2 separate regions of the Homo sapiens genome follow, and region 1 is linked to region 2. Evidence: chromatin loops called from intact Hi-C (ENCODE). Cell type or tissue: K562. All regions are shown on one strand. Links, peaks and the distances in the headings refer to the core of each region. The heading gives the core; the rest is flanking DNA.

What was found. Hi-C counts contacts between places; a loop is a spot of excess contacts. Peaks named below come from ENCODE experiments on the same cell type or tissue, not always from the same donor. Only the 100,000 strongest peaks of a DNase experiment are listed, where the experiment ranks them.
Region 1: it touches region 2 in a loop (6-fold over the local background); 2 of 110 quality-filtered maps call a loop at or near these places.

What each region holds. Positions count from the first base shown.
Region 1 is chr18:1,057,882-1,068,550 of GRCh38, forward strand. LOC107985165 (a long non-coding RNA gene) reads left to right here. Exons shown (of 3, transcript XR_001753317.1): 3 at 3,582-3,655. Among named protein-coding and RNA genes, the nearest start is that of LINC01904, 140 kb to the left of the region's middle. In K562, for the core only: a CTCF peak has its summit at 4,897 (motif pointing left); a DNase peak (open chromatin) is centred at 4,900; H3K27me3 peaks cover 577 bases.
Region 2 is chr18:897,105-907,773 of GRCh38, forward strand. ADCYAP1 (adenylate cyclase activating polypeptide 1) reads left to right here and starts at 7,767. Exons shown (of 5, transcript NM_001099733.2): 1 at 7,767-7,956; 2 at 8,282-8,392; 3 at 10,555-10,669. The coding sequence starts at 8,283. LOC124904340 (a long non-coding RNA gene) reads right to left here and starts at 9,548. Exons shown (of 2, transcript XR_007066435.1): 1 at 7,978-9,548; 2 at 5,660-7,244. RefSeq lists a silencer at 3,190-3,390 and an enhancer at 10,612-10,669. In K562, for the core only: a CTCF peak has its summit at 5,301; DNase peaks (open chromatin) are centred at 5,287 and 6,727; H3K27me3 peaks cover 2,973 bases.

The DNA.
Region 1 (10,669 bases), core at 1,522-9,521, 160 kb after region 2:
GGGAGGTTTTTGATTACTAATTCAATCTGCTTACTCATTGGTCTACTCAGATTTTCTATTTTTTTCATGATTCAGTCTCGGTAGGTTGTATGTATCTAGAAATTTGCCCATTTTTTTCCAGGTGGTCCAATTTGTTGGCATAGAATTGTTCATAGTAGTCTCTTATAATCTTTTGTATTTCTGCGGTATTAGTTGTAATGTCTCCTCTTTCCTTTATAATTTCATTTATTCAAGCCTTTCTCTTTTCTTCTTGGTTAGTGTAGATAAAAATTTGGCAATTTTGTTTTTCTTTTTTTAAAAAACCGTGGCCCTTTGTTTGGCTGATCTTTTGTATTGTCATTCTAGTCTCTATTTCATTTACTTCTGTTCTAATCTTTATTATTTCCTCCCCTTTGCCAACTTTGGGCTTTTTTTTTCTGGTTCTTTAAGATGTAAAATAAAGTTGTTTATTTGAAATCATTCTTTTTTCTCTTAATGTATACACTTATCACCATAAACTTCCCCCTTTGAACTGCTTTTGCTGCACCCCATAAGTTTGAGTATGTTGTGTTTTCATTTTTGTCTCAAAATACTTTTTGATTTCTTCTTTGGCCCACTGATTGTTCAGTAGTGTGTTAATGTATTAGTCATTTCTCATGTTGCTATAAAGAACTGCTCGAGACTAGGGTAATTTATAAAGAAAAGAGGTTTGATTGACTCATAATTCCACATGGGTGAGGAGGCCTCAGGAATCTTATAATCATGGTGGAAGGGGAAGCAAACTCATCCTTCTTCACATGATGGCAGGAACGAGAAGTGCCGAGCAAACGGGGGAAAACCCCCTTATAATACCATCAGATCTCGTGAGAACTCACTCACTATCATGAGAACAGCATGAGGGTAACCGGCCCAATGATTCAATTACCTCCCACTGGGTCCCTCCTACGACATGTGGGGATTATGGAAACTACAATTCAAGATGAGATTTGGGTGGGGACACAGCCATACCATATCAGTTAATTACACATAATTTACACATTTTCAAAATTATTCCTGTTATTAATTTCTAGTTTCATATCATTGTGGTTGGAAAAGATACTTGATATGATTACACTTTCTTAAGTTTGTTAAGACTTGTTTTGTGGCCCAACATATGATCTACCCTGGAGAGCATTCTGCGTGCAGTTAAGAAAAGTGTGTACTCTGCTGTTGCTGGGTGGAATGTTCTGCATTTGGTCTGCAGTGCTATTCAAGTCTGCTATTTCCTTAAAGGTTTTCTGTGTGGTTGATTTATTCATTTTTGAAAGTGGAGTACTGAAGTCTTCTACTATTATTATGTTGCTTCTGTTTCTCTCTTCAGTTCTGTTAATATTTGCTTTTTGTATTTATTTGCTCTAATGTTGGGTGGAACTATTCATAATTGGCATATTCCCTTGATGAATTGGCCCCTATATCATTATATATTGACCTCTTTGTCATGACAGATTTTGACTGAAAGTCTATTTTGTTTGATATAAGTATAGCCATACCTGCTTTCTTTTGGTTTCCATTTCCATGGAATATCCTTTTCCATCCCTTTATTTTTAGCCTGTTTGTATCTTTAAGGCTAAAGTGACCCTTTTGTAGGCAGTATATAGTTGAATTTTATTTTTAAGTTTATTCAACCACTGTGTGTTTTTTGATTGGGGAATTTAATACATTTACATTTAAAGTAATTATTGATAAGTAAGGTCTTACTATTTCCATTTTGTTAATTGTTTTCTGACTATTTTTTAGATTTTTTATTCCTTTTCATATCTGTTGGTATCTTTCCTTGTGAGTTGTTGATTTTTTATAGTGGTATGCTTGGATTCCTTTCTGTTTATCTTTGGTGTGTCTACTAGTGGCTCTTTCTTTCTCCCTTCCTTCCTTCCTTCCTTCCTTCCTTCCTTCCTTCCTTCCTTCCTTCCTTCCTTCCTTCTTTCGAGACAGGGTCTTGCTATGTCAACCAGGCTGGAGTGCAGTGGTGTGATCGTGGCTCACTGCAACCTCTGCCTCCCAGGTTCAAGCAAGTCTCCAGCACCAGTCTCCCAAGTAGCTGGAACTACAGGGGCGCACCACCACACCTGGATAATTTTTGTAATTTTAGTAGAGATGGGGTTTCACCATGTTTCCCAGGCAGGTCTTGAACTTCTGGGCTCAAACAATATGCTTGTCTTGGCCTCCCAAAGTACTGGGATTACAGGCATGAGCCACTGCACCCGGCATGGCTTTTTCTTACGGTTACCATGAAGTTTACATAAAACATATTATAGTTATAGCATTGTGTTTTAAGCTGATGAGAATGTAACTACAATTGCATTAAAAGACTCAATACTCTTACTTCTGCCTTCTTCACATTTTATATGATTGATATCACACTTTAAATATATATATATATATATATATATATATATATATATATATATATATATATATATATTTTTGAGACGGAATTTTGCTCTTGTTGCCCAAGCTGGAGTGCAATGGTGCGATCTTGGCTCACTGCAACCTCTGCCTCCTGGGTTCAAGCGATTCTCCTGCCTCAGCGTCCCAAGTAGGTGGGATTACAGGCACACACCACCATGCCCAGCTAATTTTTTGTATTTTCAGTAGAAATGGGGTTTTACCATGTTAGCCAGGCTGGTCTTGATCTCCTGACCTCAGGTGATCCACCCGCCTTGGCCTCCCAAAATGCTGGGATTATAGGCGTGAGCTACCATGCCAGGCTTAAATATTTTTATACTGAATATCCATTAACAAATGATAGTAGCTATAGTTATTTTTAATACTTTTGTCCCCTAACTTTTAATCTAGAGTTAACAAGTGATATACACACTAGCATTAGAGTATTAGAGTATTCTGGACTTGACTATATGTTTACTTTTACCAGTGAGTTTTATCTTTTCATGTGTTTATCGTTTTTATGTTGTTACTATGATGGTTAATACTGAGTGTCAACTTGATTGGATTGAAGGATACAAAATATTGATCCTGGGTGTGTCTGTGAGGGTGTTGCCAAAAGAGATTAACATTTGAGTCAGTGGGCTGGGGAAGGCAGACTCACCCTTAATCTAGTGGACACAATCTAATCAGCTGCCGGGAAATATAAAGCAGGCAGAAAAACATGAAAAGGAGAGGTGGGCCTAGGCTCCCAGTCTACATCTTTCTCCTGTGCTGATGCTTCCTACCCTTGAACACCAGACTCCAAGTTCTTCAGTTTTGGGACTCGGACTGGCTCTCTTTGCTCCTCAGCTTGCAGATGGCCTATTGTGGGACTTTGTGATCATGTAAATTAGTACTTAATAAACTCCCCTTTATATATGTATTTATATATATGTAAATGTCTCATATATATAAATGTCTGCTATTAGTTCTGTCCTCTAAGAGAACCCTGACTAATACAGTTTCTTAGCATCTTTCCATGTTATGTGAAGACATCTCTTCAGCATTTCTTGTAAGGCATATCTAGTGGTGATGAACTCTCTTAGCTTTTGTTTGTTTGGGAATGTCTTTATCTCTCTTTCATTTCTGATGAACACTTTTGCTGGTAGTATTCTGGTTGGATTTTTATTCTCTTTCAGAACTTTGAATATATCATCTCATTCCTTCCTGGCCCACAAGGTTTTTGCTGAGAAGTCTCCTGACATCCTTATGGTGAGTTTCTTGTATATGATGAGTGTCTTTTCTCTTACTACCTTCAAGAGTCTCACTTTGTCTTTGACTTTTGACAATCTAATTATGTGTTTTGGTGTATTTTTCTGTGGGTTGATCTTACTTGAGATCTTTTGAGTTTCGTTAATCAGAATGTTCTTATCGCTCCTGAGATTTCAGAAGTTCTAAGCCATTATTTCTTTAAATAAGTTTTCTGCTCCGTTTTCTGTCTCTTTCTATTGAAATTCCCATAATTAGTATATTTGTTTGTTTGATGATGTCCCAATTTGTCCCTTATGATTTCTTTACTAATTTTTATTCTTTTTTTGTTTTGTTTCTCTAATCAACTAATTTTTAATGATCTGACTTTGATTTCACTGTTCTTTTTTCTGCATAATTGAGTTTGCTCTTGAAGTTCTTTATTGTATTTTTTTAGTTATCTTATTGTATACTTCAGCACTAGGATTTCTGTTTGGTTCTTATTTATGGTTTCTATTTCTTTATTAAAATTTTTATTTTTTCATGCATTGTTTTCCTGGTATTGTTTAATTACATGTGTTCTCTTGCATCTCATCGAGCTACTTTAAGATCATTATTTTAAATTGCTTGTCAGGCAATTTATAGATCTCAATTTCTTTGGGGTTGGAACTTTATTTGTTTCCTTTGGTGGTGTATGTTTGTCTGATTCTTTGTCATTCATGAAGCCTCGTGTTGGTGTCTATGTATCTGAAGTAGCAAACATATTTTTCAGTCTTTACAGACTGGTTTTGGCAGGTAAAGATCTTTTTCTGTTAAATGTCTAGGCTGTTGGGATTGTCTCTGGGATCACAGTTGATTGAGTGGGGTTGGAATCGAGTCACATGGCTACTGCTGGTTCTGCACTGGGTCCATGTTTGATAGGCCTGTTACCAGGGGCTCCAGCAGGTGTGGGTCCTGTCTGGTCCTTGGGCAGACTGAGCTGCCTCCAGGTTCTTGGTCAGTAGGGGTGGTGCTGAGACCAGGCTCTGTTTCAGGGTCCACAGTTGATTTGGCTGATGGTGAGCCTGTTACTAGGTATGTAGAAGGGTATGTTTCCCTCTGAGTCTAGGGGAGTTTCTACTGGGTCACTGGGTAGGTACTTGAAGAGACAGTACTGGCTCCGGATCAAGGCTGAGAGGGGTCAATTAAGTTACAGGGCTGCTTCAGGATCCAGAGCTGAGACTGAGATCTGCAGTCCTGTCTCCAGAGGCAGAGATGAGTGTGCCTCCTGGTGGTTTCTTGGGCAAACACAATTGCCACTGGACCAAAGCTGAATGAGGCTAGAGCCAAGTTACAGGGCTGTTTCAGGATTGGTTGTGGGACCAAGGTTGGCAAGCCTGTTTATTGGAACACAGATGAGTGTGAGTTCAAGCATGTTCTTGAGTGGGCATGAATGCTCTCAGACTACAGTTGAGAGGGGCTGGAGCCGAGTTACCAATTCGTTTCAGGATCTACTGTGGGACCAAGGTTGGCAAGCCTGTCTCCCAGGGCATGACTGGGTATGACTTCTAGAAGGTCCCTCACTGAGTAGACCTGCTTTTAGGCTGCAGCTGAGAGGGACTGGAGATGAGTTATAGGGCTCTTTCAGGGTCTGTATGGGACTGAGGTTGGCAAGTCACAGACCAGCCTGACTACTGGTGGGTCCCAAGGAAGGCACAACTGCTTGCAGACCACAGCTAAGAGGAGCTGGAGCCAAGTTACAAGGCAATTTCATGGTCTGCTGCTGGGATCATGGGCCTATCATTTGAGACTCATGTGGGTGTGACCCCTCTCAGGTCCCTTGGCAGATGGTTCTAGTGGCAGAACCAAGGCAAATGAAGTTGTATCTGATACATAAGGAGATGAGGCTGTTTTTCACATCTGTAGCCTGCATTATGGTTAGTGACACTGCCATCTGAGTGCAAGCCTGTTCTCAAGACAGCCTTCTTAGGTCTTGGGCTCCACCAGGGTTCTCAGTCTCCAACCAAGGCTCACAATAGCACTTTGTCTACAGATGGCTGTCAAATTCTTGTTATTGTAGGGGGATGGGGATACAAGCAGAGGACATTCTATCCCATCATTTGGCTGACATCCCTATTAATCTGTTTAATATGTACCCTTCTTGACATAGAGTAATACTAACTTTTCATAAAATTGAAAAAACCACTATATTTTAACGATTTATACACCTAAATTATTATTTCTATAATAGTAAATTTTTGCATAATGTGTTTAAGTAGATGTATACAACTGCTTTGTCAATCACTTCTCTGTATAGAGGGAGGAAATTCCCAAGTGAAGATTTAAACTTTCTTCTTTCAAGTTTTAAATTATGTTTTTCCTTAGGATGTTATGGTTAAAAATTTAATCCGTCTTTGATCTCTCCTTGGATGAAACAGATTCATCCAATAATAGCACATTGAAATATGTGGTTTAGTGTAATCTCTGCTTCTACTGCAAACAGAAGAGAAATAAAGGATCTCTAGGCACAAAATTAATTGCTCTGCATCAGGTTGCATTGCCATTTAAGGAAAATTTATCTTTCATTATGATTGTATTCTCTATTATTTGAAAACTTGAGGCATGTTTATTTTTAGTATTGTGAGTTTCTATTGTCAAGCTGACCACCATTATTTGTTATTTCTTGAATCTTAACCTCAAACAAAGGCATTGCCTCTTTTTGGGGAAAAAGACTGACTCTTTATAATATAGATAGGCTTTTATTTTTATTTTCGAAACATCTGTATGCTCCACATTTAATTTTGAAAATACTATAAAGATATGGCTCATGTTCCTGATTATTTCATTAAATTGTTAAATGTAAATGTTCCAAATTTGGCAGTTTAAACATTGTGAATCCTAAAACTGATTAAGAAAATTTCATAGAATCACAATTTTAATTGGGCTACCCAATCTTATCAATTCAATTTCACTGCATGTTCTTAATCTACCTAAGTATATTCCCAATCCTTAATATAGATTTCCAATTAAAAAGAGGGAGAATGTTTTGTTTCTTTTATATTTATCCCCTAATTGCTTTTAGGCTCTGCAAAGGTTCTGTTTTGTCCAGGTGGTTGTTTTGAAGCATACTGTGCTTTCAGAATCTCTTGAAATATTTACAGATGATGAATCTGCAGCCAAAACACTCAATAAACAGCACCTGCAGAACTTAGACTTTGTCTAAATTTGGAAGTCAGAACTGAGGACTGGTGATTTGGATAGTTCTAGGGAATATGACTTTTGGAAGAGGATTTCAGAAATTTGAAGTAAAAGCTTGAATCATATTTACAACCTAACTGCTAGAGTTCTTCTTATATAATATATTTTGTCATTTTATGATCGTTCCTTTTTTTTGAAATTTAACATGTCAGGTTACCAATCTTTTTGGTAACTAAGAGATTTAGTAAATGTTACAGATTTGCAAAACTGTAGCTTGAAGTTAACTTGGGGCTGAAAGGAAGGATCTCTTGTACTCATTACCTGGCAGGGTTGGGCCTTGACTGTTCTAGTCTCATCCTCCATCCAGGTGTGCTGGTAAGTGTTTAACAATCACCTCACCAAAAATAGGTAAATAAAAACAGCCTGATTTGTAGCATTTGCTGATTTCCATGTAAATATGTCCTCTGGCTGATTTCAAGATATCAGAGATTTAACTGCTGGCTTTCACAATTTCTGAAAATTTAGTACTTGGCTCTCATGAGCCCTTATAAACCTGCTACAGCAGGTGAATCTATATTATCACCTGTCTCAGGAATCCATAATTCAGGAATTTTCATCTTTATTTGTGTTTAACTTGGTATTTTTTCCATGTTGTTACTGTGGTTAGATTCGTGAAAATGCTGAAGCTTTAAGAAAGTTCTCATTCTTCTAATTTGTATGCAACAGAAACTGCCAATAGCAACTTCCCACAAATACCTTAGAGTGGCTCCTTTGCATTGAAAGCAATAAATCCTATTTACAGGGAGAGCATGAAGTTCCTTATCTATTCCCCTCTCCCCCAAAAGAAACAAATGAACATGTATATATGTGAGAGAGAAAAGGGAAGAGGAATTTTAATATAAAGATAAAATTTAGTCTAGTGCTGATCATTTCTCTTTATAGCCTTATATGAACTTCTGAAGTATAGGCACTTTGTATTCTGGTAAAGAGTAGCTTCTCAAAAAGTTTGCTGGAGGAATGTCAAAGCTGCTTGCCTAACCTGAAGACAGAGAGTCACTTAAACTCTTCTAGAAGTTGCAAGAGCTCTCTGAGGATGTTTTACCTAGAGGTCTTAAGATAGTGATGCAGAATAAGAGAAAAGAAATGATGGGAAAATGGCATTATCAGCTCTCTTCCATTCTGCCATCTCCCACCACTCCTGTAATAAGTGGACTTCTAAAAGATTTGGGGCTGCCGTCTTCTACTATGAATAATCAGGCCACAATCAGCAAAGAAGCTGGGGGATGAGAAGTATGGAGACTTTTTGGTCAATACTGGTTGTATTAGTCAGGGCTCTCTAGAAAGACAGAGATAATAGGATAGATATAAATATAAAGGGGAGTTTAGTAATGAGTATTAACTCACATGATCACAAGGTCCCACAATAGGCCGTTTGCAAGTTGAGGAGCAAGGAAGCCAGCCCGAGTCCCAAAGCTGAAGAACTTGGAGTTTGATGGCAGGAAGAATCCAGCATGGGAGAAAGATGTAGGCTCGGAGGCTAAGCCAGTCTAATCTTTTCACATTTTTCTGCCTGCTTTATATTCGAGCCATGCTGGCATCTGATTAGATGGTGCATACCCATATTAAGGGTGGTCTGCCCCTCCAAGTCCACTGACTCAAATGTTAATCTCCCTTGGCAACACCCTCACAGACACACCCAGGATCAATACCTTGCATCTTTCAATCCAATCAGGTTCACACGCAGTATTAACCATCACACTGGGTTAAGTCAATTAGGGAAAAAGAATGAAGACCACCCAAGATTCTAGGAACAAAGTTTCTATTCTCTTGGCTTTGCTTGTCATTTATTTACTAGTATTTAGATGATTGTGACATATTTCACCTGGGCAAATGATTGTATTGTGATTACTTTGTCAGGAACATTCAGATTTCAGTGATCATCAGAGCCATGGCTACCCTTTAAAACAATAAAAATATGAACAACTTTAATTATATTATCTTAGAAGGACAAAAATTCTTAGGAGTACAAGTATTCGGATATTTTTCTTAAGTTGTGCTTTCACTATGAACTATTTGTCAAACTAATATCCAAAGAAAGTGGGGTTTTTTTTGGTGCATTTAGTATAATTTGGGGAAACTTGAAGTTATATTGGCATAAAAATTTTAGAAATTCTTTCCTTATTTTCAGAAACCATTGCATGTACCATCAGAGTTGGATTGATTCTTGATTATTGAGATATGAAAATAGTCTTTTTTAATTTCTCTGTTCTTCAGGCATAATTATAGAGTCATGTCAATTTAAGGCAAAGTAATTCTAATTAAATCTGAGAGAATAATTAGGTAGGTTGCTGTGACTTAGTTAGTTGGATAAGGTGTAGTTTGAACAGAAACCAAAGTTAATCATATGGGAGATTGTGGTTGTCAGTATGTACGAAATATTCTTAGAGTAAATTTCAAATATTCAAAATTCACAAAAATGGATAGTCACTTTGTAACACTGTCCTTAGGCAAACTTTCAGGTTTGAATATGGTGGGGGAGGGGGTGGGCACAGATATTTATTCCTTACAGTTTGCTAATAAAGGGAATTATTTTGACAGATTTAAAGAGGTTAAACCAATTTTGCATTCTGGAGACAATCCTCGCTGGGTCATGGTGTATTACCTTTTTTATATATCGTTGGATTAAGTTTGCTCAATTTTAAGAGTGTTTACATGTATGTCTCAGAGGAATACTGACAGATAATTTTGTTTTCTTGTAATGTCTTTCGTTCTTCTAGCAGGATAATGCTGGTTTTACAGAATGAGTTGGGAAATATTTCCTGGCCTTCAATTTTCTGGAAGAGTTTGGGTAGAATTGATAATGTTTCTTTTTAAAATGCTCATAAGAATTCATTAGTGAAGTCACCTGGGCCTGGAGTTTTCTTTGTGAGGGGTTTTTTAATTAAAAATTTAATTGCTTTAATAGATATAGGGCTATTCAACTTAACTGTATCTATTTCTTTTTATGAGATATTAGGCAATTTGTGTCTTTTGAGGAATTCATATATTTTATCTAAGCTGTTGAATTTATAGGCATAAAGTTGTAGATAATATTTTCTTAATTCCTTATCTGTGGATTGTAGTGATGTCACCTCTCTCATGCTTAATATTGGTATTTTGGCTCTTCTCTTTTTTTCCTGATCAGTTGGGCTAAATGTTTATCAATGTAGTTTTATCTTTTTATCCATTATTTTTTGTGTTCTATTTCATTAATTTAAACTTTGAGTATCCTTATTTCCTTTCTTCATATTTTGCTTTTAATTTTCTCTTTTTTTCTAGCTTCTTAAGCTCAGGTAACTGTCTTGATACCTTTATTTTTCTAATTTAAGGCATTTAGTTCTATGAATTTCCTTTTAGGTACTACTTTACTTGAATTCCACAAATTTCAATATGTTTTGTTCTCAATTTCATGTATTTCAAAATACTTTTTTTATTTTTATGTTTTATTCATCTTTAGTCTCTTTTTTTCCTATTCTTGTTTAATTCCTACACAGTTGGGGAATTTTCTAGAAATGTTTCGTTATTGACTTCTAATTTGATTCCATTGTGATCAGAGAAAACATTTTGTGTCGATTGAATACTTTTAAATTTATTGAGACATATGGATTACAATATGGTCTGCCTTGGTAGATGTTCTGTGTACAATTGAAAAACTATGTGGAGTGAAGTGTTGAATGCAGTATTCTATACATATCAATTAGGTCAATTTGGTTGATTATATTTTTCACATTATCTATGTGTTTACTGATTTTTTGCCTATTTATTTTGAGATAGGGACATTGAATTCCCTGACTTAGTTATGGCTTGGTCTGCTTTTTCCTTA
Region 2 (10,669 bases), core at 1,153-9,152:
CTGGAGTGCAGTGGCGCGATCTCGGCTCACTGCAAGCTCCGCCCCCCGGGTTCACGCCATTCTCCTGCCTCAGCCTCCCGAGTAGCTGGGACTACAGGCGCCCGCCACCACGCCCGGCTAATTTTTTGTATTTTTTAGTAGAGACGGGGTGTCACCGTGTTAGCCAGGATGGTCTCGATCTCCTGACCTCGTGATCCACCCGCCTCGGCCTCCCAAAGTGCTGGGATTACTGGCGTGAGCCACCGCGCCCGGCCAAGGAGTTTCTTTTAAGCACATAACAAACTTCTCCTGCGTTCTTTTTTTTAATTTTTAATTTTTTTAATTTTTAGAGATTCAGGGGTATGTGCAGGCTTGTTAATAAAATCATTTTAATTAATGACTTAGGGTGGCAATAGTTTTTACTTTTTCAACAACCTGGTATATGTAAATAAGAATTCATGGTACACTGTTGATGCACATATTTTTAGAAGCATACTTAGTCTATAAAGCAAAACCCATGAGTATGTGATATGTTTGTAGTCTAACTTATCCAGTTTCAACTGTGTTAATAGCTTTGATCCCTATTACATTAAACATGCTTTTTAATTGAAAAATTAATAAGAAACTGATTTTATTCTCAGTTGAGTAACAGATTAAAGCTAATATTAAATTAGCAATCTGTATTTATAACAATCCTAGTGGCCGGGCGGGGTGGCTCACGCCTGTAATCTCAGCACTTTGGGAGGCTGAGGTGGGCGGATCACGAGGTCACGAGATCGAGACCATCCTGGCCAACATGGTGAAACCCCATCTCTACTAAAAATACAAAAAATAGCTGGGCATTGTGGCCCATGCCTGTAGTCCCAGCTACTCGGGAGGCTGAGGCAGGAGAATTGCTTAAACCCGGGAAGCGGAGGTTGCAGTGAGCCAAGATCGCACCACTGCCTCCCAGCCTGGTGATGGAGTGAGACTCCATCTCAAAAAAAAAAAAAAAAAATTCCTAGAGAAAATAAATATGCCAGTATAACATATTATAGTCATTAAGACTGTCTGGAGTCATTGAGACTTGAATCTGAAGTTCAGCATTACAATGTAGCAGCTGTGTAACTTTGGATAAGGTACCTGAGCTCTTTTAGTCCCGATTTCTTGTCTGTAAAATGGAGGTAATAACAGTGCCTACAAAGAAGTTTGTTGTGAGGGAAAGGAAATAAGTAGTCAAGCACTTAGCCCAGGAAGTGTTCATTAAACAGTTGTTGCTGTTGCTGTTATTCACTGGTGAATAACAAAACCATACAGTCCCTTTGGAAGGAAGGATTTAAAATAATTTAAACAAATAATCACTAAAAATTTCAACCAGTACATTTATGACAAATGTAATAGTATTCCAAGCAGATGATAGTTTTTAAAAATTTATGCCTGTGTATATTTGGGTAGAGACAAAGGATTATTTAAAAAGTATTTTCAGGTTGGGCACACTGGCTCATCCTTGCAACCCCTGCACTTTGGGAGGCTTGAGTCCAGGAGTTTGTGACCAGCCTGGGCAACACAGGGAGACCTTGTCTCTGCAAAGTAATAATAATAACAATAATAATAAATAAAATTAGCCAGGCATGGTGGTGGCATGTGCCTGTAGTCCCAGGTATTCAAGAGGGTGAGGCAGGAGTCTCACTTAAGCCCAAGAGTTTGAGGTTGCTGTGAGCTATGAATGCACTACTGCACTCCAGCCTGGGTGACCGAGGAAGACTCAGTAAAAACAAAACTAAACAAACAAACAAACAAAAACTGCAAAGCCGTGATTACCATACAGTGCTAGTAATAATGATAATAAAAACAAAGGCTCCAAAATTATTACATGTAAACCTATATTCACAGGTAGATAATGCCAAGCCTGAGCCCAAAGGGCAGAGGGATGCTAGGGGCTCACAGAGGAAGACCTTCTTTTGATTTTACACACAAAAACCTTGTTTTATTTTGCATATAGATTCCCCTTCCAACATTTTCTGAAGTGGTCTCAAAAGCTTATTTAGGATATTGGTTTTCCTGGATCCTGTCCAAGCTTTTCCTTCTGCATTTAAGCCTTATGTCAGCAGAGGATTTAGACTAAGTAGAGAGAAGACTTTCTTCTCCTTGGCTTTTTAGAGGAGGTGCTCTGGAATTTGGAAGATGCTACACAGTGAAGTCTGGGATATACATTTTTGGTACCCAGTAAACTCATGTTCAGAGAATAAGGCCTTAGTAGAGCCATATATGTGAGATATTTGGAATCATCCAAACCTGTAGCAAAGGTTAGATCCTGGTTTTTGTTTCTCAGATGTCTGCTTTATATCTCAAAACAACAAGCAAAATTTCTTGGCTCTGTGAATATGCAATTCTGTTCTTAGATTAGAGAGAAGCTTTACTCATGTGGTTTGGAAGGCTTCCTTTCCTAGTTGTTTTCAGTGTGTGAGAAGCACTACATTTTGAAGGTCAGAGAAGTCATGACACATTATAGGTAAGCTCATCAGCTTCTTACTTCACAGTGAGTTCTGAAAGGCATGATGCATGCAGTCCAGTAAGTGATGGTCATGATGTTCTGGTTCAGAACATTTGGGTTTCCCTACAGGTGTAATCGGTATGAAGTGAGTCATTAGTCATTGCATTTTCTGGAAAAGTCGGTAGAGAAAAGTTTAAGTGAAATGTAATACAGTGTTATAATTCACTTTTGTCACTCACAGGAGAGGATGATGTTTTGCATCAGGCTTGTTTACTGAAAAAGCTTATTATAGCCTGGTTCTTATGCTAAGTACTGGCTAAAAAAGAATAGAATGTGCCAGGCACGGTGGCTCACGCCTGTAATCCCATTACTTTGAAAGGCTGAGGCAGGTGGATCACAAGGTCAGGAGTTCGAGACCAGCCTGGCGAACACGGTGAAACTCTGTCTGTACTAAAAATACAAAAATTAGCAGGGTGTGGTGGTGGGTGCCTGTAGTCCCAGCTGCTTGGGAGGCTGAGACAGGAGAATCACTTGAACCTGGGAGGCGGAGGTGGCAGTGAGCCGAGATTGTGCCACTGCACTCCAGCCTGGGGGACAGAGCGAGACTTCATCTCAAAAAAAAAAAAAAAAAAGAATGCACAACTTTTCCAATCTTGATTTAGATTATTTATACTAGGAATGTGTGAGGATGCCTTGAACAAACATGTCCTTTTATATGGTTAAGAAAATCAAATGTTGTAGGATATAGAGATAGTGGTAGTAAAAGGTAATGGTGTAGAGATATGTACCTAAGGAAAGAGAATGTCATGGAGAAACCCTGGGTACTATGGGTGACTGAGCCAAAAAGAAAGTAGTGGAAATCTTATCTAAGTGACCAGAAGCCGCACTTCACTGGGCTGCTTAAAGGCAAAAATACTTTTAGCTCACCACTGATTTGCAATATGGGGATGGAGGGGAGCAGTGTTTAAAAGATGCTGAAGATTCCCATGCAAGAGAGGGAAAGCCAATTTCCCAAGTGGTGATGGTCCAAAGGCAGGAACCTGGCACAGACACAACAGTACAAACACTATAGTATTTGCTAATGTTGTGAAGCCATCTGCAATTCAAACTCCCAGTATATATACTAGACATATTCCTCCTGTTTGAATACAAAAACCCACTTCCTCAAAGGCTAGAGTTCTTTAAATTGAATGTTAATTCAAGGTTCAAGGATTGACCCTTCAACAAAGGCGGATGTGTTAGCCACCAGGAAAAACAATTCGGGGAAGGGTTAGTTTGACTTTTAGCTATTATTTATCATTTCTTACCCAAACTTGTTTTCACATCTGAAGGACCAACAGGATAAAAGTTGATACATTAGGGACTTGAAGTTCAGAGTATTATTAAATCATTTCCAACAAATATATATAAACAGCGTCTTCCGGGCAGGTCAGGGCTTAGCTCAAGTCACTTTCAGTTGCTGTGCCTCAGGGAGGATGCTGGTTAGACCTCCCACTGAAAGATTTCCATTGTTCTTCTAACTTTTCTAGCCAAACATGATTCCAGTTAATGTAACAATCTCACAGCCTGGAAAGAAACTGCCAGCCTGGGAAATCTACTTTTCTGGCCTGGGAAGTATTCTGGTGAGCACTGAGGGAAGGGAGTAGGGGTGTTGGAAAGAAGACTTGAAATTCCTTTGTGTTATCTGTAAATAGAACGTTCTAACTCTTTGGTCTCTTCTTCCTCCTCTCCCCCAACCCCCTCTTTCATCATTTTCAATTATATATAGGAGGTTGGAAAGTTTCTCTTGAGCTCTTAACCCCAGTCACCTAAATACCCTTTGTGAGGGAAACTGGGTAAGAACAATTAAAGTGGAAGGCTCTCCTACCCTGGTCTTGCTCTTCCCCAATTCTCCTCTAGCTCCTCCTCCCTTTATCTCTCTCTCTTCTCATAAAAGTGCTTTAGTTGAGGCTTCCTAGGATTCACCCTCCAGCTCCTATCTGCACTTGAAGCCAGGCTGGGGTCTGCACTTGCAATTAGTATGTCTGTTGGACTGGGCCACGGTATCCCACCTGGCCACTGCCGCATGCCTCCTCAGTGCATGCCGGGGCTCCTGGTCTCTCTAGCCTGGGGCTTTGGGCTGACAAGTTCCCTCTTCCTTGCAGCTCCCTCAAAGTCCCAGACACAAAGGCCTCCAGGATGCTCTGTTAATGCTTGACTGGAGCCTTCCAAGATTAGAATCAAAGGGGCATTTGGGGGTAGTTTTGGTCTTTGAGACTTCAGTCATCCCATATTCCCTCTACCCAATAGAAAGCAGAAGGGGCCTATACTCTCATCTAGCAGCTTCTAGTTCCTCCTATCTATTGGCCTTTTCCCTTGGCCCAGGGCCAAGGCCAGATTTTCATGAATAGGAAAGCTCTCCTGCAGAGAGATGTCAAACATGCCCAGCTAGACAATGGCCATGAGCAACAAAAGATCTGTGGGTGATCCTGTAGGAGTTTGATTCCCCCAGGCTGCTGTGGGCAGGGCTGTGTGGGTCTTTAGATTGTGTTGAGCAATTGGTGGGTCTAGGAAGCTTGATTTTCTGGAGTTCAGTGACCAAGAATCTCAAGTTCTCTGTTTAGTCTTTCACTCTCGTGAATGGGTTCAGGTCTGAAGGCCTGTAATTTTTGGGTGCTGAGCCCCGAGTTCTGAGCTGAGAGTATCTAAGCTGAGAAGAGCACGGGGTCGCAGCCTTGGTAAGTCAGAGGCACAGTTCAGCCTCTGTTGGCCCTTGGAGCCAGCAGTTAGTCGTCCTCCCCAGATAGTTAATCGTGTTTGTGGTTTTCCCCCTTTAATGGGCCGTGAAGTCAGCAAACTCCCCACATGGTGGCTCCCTTTACTAAAGTTGAGTAGTGAATTGTACAAGGAGTCTTGGAAATTTTCAAATATTTCTCCAGATTGAACTCAACTCAGAATTCGTGTGGGAGGAAAGAGTAAGGATTTTAATGGGGTTCACCTTTGACGTGAAGCAAGGCGGAAGACAGGAAAGCCACAGTGGGGAATAGCTTTGGGCGCTTTAGTAAGAAAGACATCTCTGCTTGATTATCTGGTAGTGTTCACCGCAGGCTCTTTGTGTGCGAGCTTGCTGCAGAGGCAGAGCTGAACATGGAAAACACGCATGTAAACAGTCCAACATAAATCAGTGAGCATATGTATCAGAGAAAAAGAGACATATTCCCATGTAGATGTGGTTTGAAGCTTTATTGAAGGCAGACAATCTGAAGCACGGCCAGGAATAAACTAAGAGGAAGCAGACAGTTTTCGGTCATTCATGGCCAGGAATAAACAAAACTTAGTTTTTTTTTTTAAGAAGGAGGAAGTATTAAATCTCAAATAAGAGCAGGAACAGCATTTAGAAGGAGAAATATAATATCTTGGAAAAAGCATGCAGAACTAATATAGCTTATTTAAATGTGAGATCCAAATCGTAGTAACAGGAAACCCTCCCACTAAACTGGAATTTCCCCTAATTTTTGTGTAAGATCCAAATAATTAAAATGCACTCTAATGGTTATTGATGGCTCTATTTTCTTTCTTTCTTTCTTCTTCTTCTTTTTTTTTTTTTTAAAGAAATAGACCTGAGTTCTCTTACTGGAGTAGAAATATATGAACCTTCTTCAATTACCCAGGAAATTGGAAGCCTCTGGGTGGATATGGTCTTCCCTTATTGCTTTCCTCTTCCCACATCATTTTCAGTTAAAAAAATTAACTGTTTCCAGCAGAGGGATTCCTGTTAGAAACCTTCATCAGGTGAACTTGTACTGGGAACCCTCATGCTTTCCCAGTCTGTCTGTGTCTCCCAAACAGAGCTGAAGTTGTAAACAAAGTGGAAAAACATATTTCTCGCCCCCAAATTCTTAAAATTTCACTTCTTGTGGAAAACACAATTTCACAACATCAATTTTTAAAATCTGTAAGAGCCACAGAAGGTGTGAAAGTAGCCAAACAGCCGGTCTAGAAATCCAAAAGCCAGGACTAACGGGGGACAGAATGCTTTTTCCTCAAATCCAGGCAGGGATGGGGAGCATTCTCAGCATTAGGGCATTTATGGACGCTACAAGAGGGAAAGGATGTATCTGAACGGTGGGGGTGATTTAGGCGATGAATCGCCACGTTAATAGCACTACTGCCAAATCTTCAAATTTAGAGGCTCTGGTGAAAAATTAAACCGGTGGCAATTTTCAACGTTTGTAGCATCTGTTACCCTACACTTCAGCACCCGGAGTCTGGACAGCTCCGCAGGCCGCGCTCCGGAGGCAGCATGAGCTCTCATCAATCTACTCATAGCCCTACTGTCAACGGCAGCCAGACTCAGGAGAGATTTACTGAAAATCCTCCAAGACTTCCCTTTAAAAACAAAACGACTTCCACATTTAATGGTCTATCTGAAAGAACATACGCAAGAAATTAGGAGATCTAAATTAAATTTATTAATAGGAGAGCTTGATGATGCTTAATTCCAGAGACCAGAGCTCTGATTGGTGAGGCTTGATGAAAAAGTAAAGAGAAATCGTAATTATATAGTTAAAAACATAACTTTTGTCATCCTCAAAATTCTAAAAATTCTTTACCTGTCCTTGAGAAACGGGTGAAATTGAAAACCATCAAAACAATTGGACTTCTTAAAAATTGGATTGTATGAGTGAAAGGTGTTTATGAGAAGTCGATGACTCCGGATCTTATCATCCAAGAGGACAGCACAGAATAGTTAATATGTTCCTTGAGGGACTAGGATGCTGACGTCTTTTTCTGATACCCGATCATTACGTGACTGAGAAAAAAAAAAAGGAAGTCATTTCATGAATAAAAATCGGAGCGCAACAGTGCAACAAAATATTCTGTACTTAAAGGCAACAGGCAGGCAGATGTTGACAAAGAGGGCTCTCCAAAAACCATGTTCGGATAGATTTTTGCGAACTGCACAGATAAATAGGAGCAGAAGGCCGGTCACCTCTGTAACCAGCGGTAGCAGCAGCAGAAGCCGCAGCTTCAGAGGCAGCCGGAGAGACCTCGGAGCAGAGAAGGCGCCGCCGACCCTCGCGGCTGCCTGGCCCGCGGCTCCTACAAAGGCGGGCTAGCCGCCCGCCCTCTCCCTTGCCTTCCTCCCCTTCTTTTCTGACTTTCCCTCTTTCCCTTAATCGCCTGCTTCTTCCTCCGGGTGGACTTACGGCCACCTTGCTCCTCCGCGCTTCACCTCATCGCCCCCTCTTTCTTTCTTCTGCCTCTCTCTCTGCGCCCCCTTCTCTCCGTGTCACGCTCCCTCCTGGTTCTGCGCGTCTACAAACTTTTGAGCAGAACACGAGCCTCGGCAAACGAGTCCCGCAGCTCCTCCTGCTGCTCCCGCTGGTTCCTGCGGCTTCTGCTCAGACACCAACGCCAGACGGCGATGCCTCTCGGGTGGTGACTCCAGCGCAGGAACTTGAAGAAGCGCTTTGCCCGCCGTCCTACCTGGCAGCTCTCCTGGCAGCGGGAGGAGTTGAAGGGTAAGGGAGGGAAAATCTTACCAAAGCGACCGGCTCACTCGACTGCTGATTCTTTCGCTTGGCATCGCGTCAGGGGAGTTAGCTTTCCTTCAGCCGGGTCTGGCTAGTTATTGGGCGCCGGGTAGATGCATATATATATATTTTTTTCTAACTATAGCAAGCAAGAAGTGGCAGGGCGCGCACCGGCTGTCGCCAAGTGCTGTTCAACTCAGGGAGCCGGGGCTTCGCTCCGTCCCTCCCCCGGCTTCCAGAGCTTTTTGGGGTTGGAGGGTGGGAGGCCAGGGGCGTTCTCACAGCTGTGTGTCCTCTTTCCCATCCTGCGCAGAATGACCATGTGTAGCGGAGCGAGGCTGGCCCTGCTGGTCTATGGGATAATCATGCACAGCAGCGTCTACAGCTCACCTGCCGCCGCCGGACTCCGGTTCCCCGGGATCAGGTAGGTGCTGGCTGCCTGGCCCAAGCAGGAGCTGGGGCTTCCCAGGCACAGACGCTTCCTCACGGTCTCCTTCCTGCAGTCCTTTGGGTCCAGACTACTAGCATCGCCCTCTGCGCCCCCGGTGCGCCTCCGCCAGCCTCGGCTGGACAGCGGGTCCCCATTCTAGCCGAGGGTCTGGCAGGCTCCGCGACTGCTCGGACGCCTCCCCCAGCCCTAGGCAGCTCAGGGTCCCGGGTAGAGCCAGTGAGCTTCTGGCCGCTGGAGAACCCCCCCTCCCCCAACCCGGCCCACAGGATGGGGGCAGGGCACGGCCCCTAGCTTGGTTTCTTTTACCTATTCTTGGGACGAGTTAGGAGAACTTCAGCTCTGGAGCCTGGCCGGGGGTTGAGCGTGAAGCTCCCTCGGACTTTGCTTTGTTACTGCTTGTTCTGGACTATCCGGGTGGGGTCTCTCTCTCTCCTCCACCCTTTCTTTTCATTTCATTCCAATTCTTTCCCCTGAAGAGCTTTCTTTCAAGTGATCCGTGTTCCAACTGCATTTTGAATCCCAGGCTGTCTTGGGGGGCGTGCGGTGGGGAGGGTGTTGGCCCGGTGTGATTGAGGAAAAGCGACTTAAGAGAGGGAAGAACAAGGACGAGACTGCGAAGGAGGGGGAAAAACAGGCGCAAAGGAGGAGGAAGGGAAAGCCAGCAGGCAGGCAGGACCGGGAGAGCAGCCCTGCCTGGCCCGGGATGGAGGAACCTTGGCTTTTTTCTTAACCCCGGGTTTCTAACCGGCAGGCGCGGCCCAGGTTCCCGGAGGCAGCCCCAGAGTCGCGGACCGATGTGCCAGGCTGTGGATGAGCCCTGGGTAGGGGAGGGTTCGTACCAGCGGCGCCTGGGGCAGCGAGGAGCGCGCGTTCTGCCTGCGAAGCTGCCTTCTCCGAGCCCCGCCCAGGAACATTAGCTCTGGGGGGCCGCTGATCATTGATTTGGACGGAGAGATGGGTTCTGGGTTCTGTATTAGGATTCCAGCATCTGGGCTCGAGGCAGGGCAATATCCAGAAAGACCCCAGGGTTCGGGGTACCCGGGCCAGGGCTGAGGCGCATCGCCGAGCAAAGGCTGGGTGCGAGGCGTGCGGAATGATGCGCTTGCCTTGCCCGGGCCTCTCCAAGGATGGAGAAAAGGCGAGTGAAGCAGCGAAGTACGACTCCAACCCCGCCCAGAGAGTGCTACTAGCGCTGGCTGCACGCCAAGTCTCTCCAGGGGTCCAAAGCGAGAGGGATTTGTTTTAACCCATCTCTACCCGTCCTGTGTCAAGAACGGAGGCTGTAGAGGGCGACTGCGAAGTCGCCAGGCACTCGCTGGATCTCGGTCCCCCTCCTCGTGCTCTGGGGTTGAGATGGGGCACCGCCATCGATAACAGATCAGCGCGAACTATTCGTTTAGTGGCCTTAAAACACCCTGGTTTCACCCTCAGCTATTTTCAAGTTCCCGTGTGCCTGGCACTTTCTCCGTGCGAGAAGCACCGGAGGGTGCGGACGCGCCACAGTCTGAGCCGCCGCCGAACTGGCTAAGTTTAGGGGCATTTATTATTCATGTTCCTGCCAGATCCTCGCCTGCCCAAAATAGAAACCGAGGTTCTCCGTGACCTACATCTGCTCGGAGAAGGGCTCCCCTGGGCTCGGAGGCTGGGGTGGGGGTGGCTGAGGAGTTGGCCCCCGCACGCCCCACGCATCCTCTCCTTTGCTTTCTGGGCCTCCCCATTCGGGTCTTCGCGTGGGTCAGCGCCCGGTCTCCCAGGGCCTTTCTCGTCCCCGCCCGTTGCTGCTTTGGGGAGGCTCGGGAGCCAGGCGGGGAGGGGGGCGGTCCTTTTCCGTAGACAGGTGTGCGCGATCGGCGGAGACGCCTCGGTTTCCCAGCGCTTGTTGAGGCCGTGGCCCGCAGGACGACCCTTTACCCGCGAAGGGGGGGTGGGCGGGCCGCCCGGCGGGGTAGGAGTGGTTGGGTGTCGTTGCCTCCTCCTTACCTCTGCTCCCACCCCCAGTCCTGGGAGAAGAGACAATTCTCAGCGGAGGACTTTTATCACCTGTGAAAATCCGCGCGAGCCCCTTACTTTGGATCCTCGCCGAGCTGGGGAGGAACTTGCACTGACCACACCTTCTGTCCCCGGCCACCCCGCAGGCCAGAGGAAGAGGCGTACGGCGAGGACGGAAACCCGCTGCCAGACTTCGATGGCTCGGAGCCGCCGGGCGCAGGGAGCCCCGCCTCCGCGCCGCGCGCCGCCGCCGCCTGGTAC